2 separate regions of the Homo sapiens genome follow, and region 1 is linked to region 2. A link is an interaction called in ENCODE POLR2A ChIA-PET data of the cell type or tissue named here. Cell type or tissue: OCI-LY7. All regions are shown on one strand. Region 1 has its middle 18 kb from the start of PRKCI. Region 2 overlaps PHC3 (polyhomeotic homolog 3).

What was found. ChIA-PET counts read pairs that join two places held together with the same protein. Peaks named below come from ENCODE experiments on the same cell type or tissue, not always from the same donor. Only the 100,000 strongest peaks of a DNase experiment are listed, where the experiment ranks them.
Region 1: POLR2A ChIA-PET joins it to region 2 with 6 read pairs; 2 of 35 experiments call an interaction of 5 or more read pairs at or near these places.

What each region holds. Positions count from the first base shown.
Region 1 is chr3:170,203,467-170,205,966 of GRCh38, forward strand. No RefSeq gene overlaps it. Among named protein-coding and RNA genes, the nearest start is that of PRKCI, 18 kb to the right of the region's middle. In OCI-LY7, no CTCF peak of the experiment used is centred here; no DNase peak of the experiment used is centred here.
Region 2 is chr3:170,135,758-170,138,257 of GRCh38, forward strand. It overlaps PHC3 (polyhomeotic homolog 3), which reads right to left. Exons shown (of 15, transcript NM_024947.4): 7 at 662-908. Among named protein-coding and RNA genes, the nearest start is that of PHC3, 45 kb to the right of the region's middle. In OCI-LY7, no CTCF peak of the experiment used is centred here; no DNase peak of the experiment used is centred here; H3K27ac peaks cover 505 bases.

The DNA.
Region 1 (2,500 bases), 68 kb after region 2:
TTTAAGCCAGGAGGCGGAGGTTGCAGTGAGCCGAGATTGTGCCACTGCACTCCAGCCTGTGTGACAGAGTGAGACTCCATCTAAAAAAGAAAGAAAGAAAGAAAGAAAAAATCCCCACCTTATTTGTATGTATACTGAAATATGAGAGGACTAACAAAGACAACATAGAGTAATTTCCAGCTAGTCGTATCTACCATTCCATGATTCTGACTGAAAGATTTCAAGTTACATAAAATGAGAGTCACTTACCTAAAAGTTGTGTTTGACTTGAGGACACAGACTACTCAGCAGGCTGAACTAACTTTCCAGGTCACAGCTTTAAATTAACAAGGGAAGCAGAAAATAAAGACTTGCTCTGCTTGTTGTTGCTGGGTTCCCTCTTATCACACTAAGATTCATTTTAATACTCAAGTGTATATAAACCATAGGCTCATATTTGTTGAGTTCCTACAGTTTTCTATGTGCCAAAAAGAACTTCAAAGGTAAGTTTCCTGCCTCCTGCTTGAGGCATCTAATGACAGTGGGAGCTTTGCTTTAAAAGGCTCAGTGTATGGAGCCCTGGGATGATTTAATTATAGGGGGCTTCCTAATTTGTTATTCTTATCCAGAATAGGAAGCCATTCAATTCAGTAAAATACCTCCTGCTTGAGTCATGGGGTGAAAAGCACAGGGTGCAGGTGAACTAAAGCAGCTTTATCTCTAGAGTGCTATTCCCATTGACATTGTATACGTGATTAGGCAGCCAGAAAATCATCATAGACTATGAACTCTGCTTTCCCCCTGATTTATCTGTGGCCCAAAATAGGATATAGTTTAGTTTAATTCAAGGTCAGCAGAAATTCAATATGAAAACACTTGAGTCCATTAGGAAATAGGCGGAAGTGGTGGAGAAAATGAGCTAGTCTTCTGTGTGGGGGGAGCAGTTAGCAACTTTGTTGGGGGGAGGCGTTTACCCTAGAGGCTGTGGGAGAGAACTCAATAATTGAAGGAGGCCATTGTGGAGGTGGGTGAGGGGCTGTAGCAGGGATACTATTAAAATAGGTTTATAACTTCTTTCTCTCTTTTTTTTTTTTTTTTTTTTTTTTGAGCCAGGGTCTCATTCTGTCTCCCAGGCTGGAGTGCAGTGATCCAATCTCAGCTCACTGCAACCTCCGCCTCTGCAGCTCAAGCGATCCTCCCACCTCAGCCTCCCCAGGGGGACGACAGGGAGGGACTGGGACTACAGGCGCGTGCCACCACGCTTGGCTAATGTTTTTTTTTGTTTTTGTTTTTTTTTTTGAGACAGAGTCTCACTCTGTTGCCAGGCTGGAGTACAGTGGCGCCATCTCACCTCACTACAGCCTCCGCCACCCAGGCTCAAGCGATTCTCATGCCTCATTCTTCCAAGTAGCTGGGACTACAGGTGGGAGCCACCATCCTCGGCTAATTTTTCCATTTTTTGTAGAGACGGAGTTTCACCATATTGTCCAGGCTAGTAATGTTTTTTGTTTGTTTGTTTTTGTTTTTTACTTTTTTTTTTTTTGTAGAGATGAGGTCTCACCATATTGCCCAGGCTGGTCTCAAATTCTTAGGCTCCTTCTGCCTGGGCCTCCCAAAGTGCTGGGATTACAGGTGTGAGCCACCAACCCTGGACTAGGTTTACATTTTCAATTGAATGTGCCACCCTCAAAAACAGGTCTGCCTTTTTAAATTGGAGGGTGGCTTACATGTTATGGTTGATTGTTGTCAGTGACAGTGTACTTGGTGCAAACTCTTTCAACATGTCATTTTATTAGTCTACTTTGCCTTTTAGTCTAGCCAGACACAAGTGGGTTCTCAAAGAAAAGAAGAAGAGTTCTCAAAGAAGATGAAGTAGACTTATGTGCTGTTGCAATTTATAATTTACTGACACATAGCTGGCACTATTTTGCATTTTTTCTCTTCACTAGCATGTGACCTGACATCACATCTGGATTGTAACTTTCTTGAAAAAATGGAGAGGGCATAGTGCTTGACACCAGTTAACCCTGTAAGAGTCAATTATCTTGAGGTTTCTTAGACTTCTTTGAGTAGTCAGTGGCTTTCATTAAATGAGTGTTCCATAATTCTTTTTTTTAACTGTTGACTCCTCCGGTTAATGGAACTCCCCATCTGTGGTTCATTAAAACAAATCTCTTCTTTCACTTGCTTTTTTGTATTAACATTGTCCTACTTTTTTTTTTTTTTTTTGAGACAGAGTTTCGCTCTTGTTGCCCAGGCTAGAGTGTAATGGCGCGGTCTTGGCTCACTGCAAACTCCACCCCCCGGGGTTCAAGCGATTCTCCGGCCTCAGCCTCCTGAGTAGCTGGGATTACAGGCACCTCCCACCACATCCAGCTAATTTTTTTGTAGTTTTGGTAGAGACAGGGTTTCACCATGTTGGTGGGGCTGGTCTCAACCTTCTCACCTCATGTAATCCACCCACTTGGCCTCCCAAAGTGCTGGGATTACAGGCGTGAGCCACTGCACCCAGCCTGTCCTA
Region 2 (2,500 bases):
TAAACAAAATTCAATCCTGAGAAATTCTGAGATGAACAGAAGAGACAGTAAGCTCACTCTGGATGGCCCCCACATTTTCAGTATGAGAACCATGAGGCAAGATTATCTGGATAAAGTAAAGGAAGCAAAGGTAGAATTCAAAGCTTGAGAAGAATGACAGTGACTCAGGTGATTGCCTGAGATGATCCTCTCAGAGATGAAATCAAAGGCAGAAAAAGACAACAACATAAGGAAAATAATTATGCATAATCCTATGTTTCAAAGTGACAAATTTCTCCCACTGATAACAACTTTAAACAAAATAGTATACTGCTTTTTTAAAAGCTTTAAAAATTATCCCACTGAAGTATATTAAATAAACTACAGGCAAATCTTTTTTTAAAGATAGAAGGTTTTATCAATATAAGGAGAGACCAGTGCTTAAAGATGATAATCAAATGTAATTTGATTTTAAAAAACCTATTATATTGTTACAATTTATTTTATCTTTTGGGCTTTTTTGTCTCTTTTCAAGCTACACATTAAGATTAAGTTTATAAAATTCACATTTTAAAATGTTTTAAAGGTGTCACTCCTGTTCAAGTCATGAACATCCTTTGTTTTGCTCTGTCTGCTAAGAAAATGAATAATACAACTATTTTCAACAAAAGTTTTATCCCACCTGGTGCTATTAACTGGTGAATACTTGATGTCCGGGTGACAGCTGTGCTTCGTGATTCCAGGCTTGGGCTCTCTCCTTTCTTATTACTTTCTGGAGAAGGATCTCGTTGGCTGATTTTAGAACTGGTCACTGTTGTTTTGTTATGACAAATTGTCAATGACTGAGTTTGACTAGTGCTTTTTGGTGGACCATTCTGTGAGCTAGATAATACACCCAACTTCTGGCTGCGTAATGTTAAATTCTGAACCTAAGAACCACATAACAGAAAATTAGGATGAAAACAGATGGTTTTAATTGATGTGGTCATCATTACCATTATGACAATACTGACAACACATTTATATTATGCTTTTCATACGTAAAGCTCCAAGCACTTGAAAGAACTGATTAATCCTTAAGGAAAGGAGAGTTATTATTCTAAGTAATCACATCTTAAATATTAAGTGGCAATTTTTTAAAAGACATAAGAGAAAAGAAAAGAGGGAGGGAGAGAAAAAAAAGAAAGGAAGAGAGGGAAGAAGAAAGGGGGAGGGAAGGGGAGGAGAAGGGAAGGATCATAAAGAACTAAATAAAAGCAGTATGTATATATATATACAGACAGTGTGTGTATTATATATGTATGAACTGTGAATATGAGGAAATTACTCTGCAACATACTGCATTTAAAAGTTACCAGTTCTAGCTATAGAGATTAAGGGGACATTAACCTTGTAAGAAAATTAATTCATCAAATCATCTGCCCCATTGTGAAAATTATGAAAAGCATTTTCAAGCAACTCTTTTAATTTAGTAAAATTTTGGTGGTGGTGTTATTGAACATTCACTGCCTTTGAAAACTACATCTCATGAACTGAAAAGACTCTGCATGACCCTGAAATGGCTTTCTATGGTGGCTCCTGCTACACTCAGGGCTATATGAAACATACTGCCAGTCTGGATGGTAGCAAGGATTATCCCAATTAATCTCAGCTGAGATTTATAACCTTTCCAAACAGCAAGATGCAAGACAGAAAAATGCTGCTCCAAAAGTTGCTGAACTTCTTGCCTATCTAGAATGAATGTATCAAATATATGCAGGCTAGCACTGGCCCTGGGAGAGAAACTGAAATAAAAGAGACTCCGAAGTGATCAAGCAAATGATATACTGCTGCTTTATAAAAACATTCTTCAGTTTCATGTGTGTTCCGTCTCTACATCATTAACTGATGCTCAAAAGCTATACCTTCTCCCAGCACTTTGGGAAATCGAGGCAGGCAGATCACCTGAGGTAAGGAATTCAAGACCAGCCTGGCCAACATGGTGAAACTCCATCTCTACTAAAGATACAAAAATTAGCCAGGCGTGGTGGCACGCACCTGTAGCCCCAGCTACTCAGAAGGCTGAGGCAGGAGAATCACTTGAACCCAGGAGGCAAAGGGTGCAGTGAGCCAGATGGCACCACTGCACTCCAGCCTGGGCAACAGAGCGAGACTCTGTCTCCAAAACAAGCTGTCCTTTCTCAGGCTGGGTGTGGTGCCTCGCACCTGTAATCCCAGCATTTTGGGAGGCCGAGGTGGGTGGATCACTTCAGGCCAGGAGTTCCAGCCTCACCAACACGGCAAACCTGTCTCTACTAAAAATACACAAATTAGCCAGGCATGGTGGCGCATGCCTGTAATCCCAGCTACTCGGGAGGCTGAGGCATGAACTGCTTGAGCCTGGGAGGCGGAGGCTGCAGTGAGCCAAGATATTGCGCCATTGCCCACAAGTCTGGGTGACAGAGCAAGACTCTGTCTCAAAAAAACAAATAAATAAATAAATAATTTTTTAAAAAAGCTATACTTCAGGCCAAACTTTTCA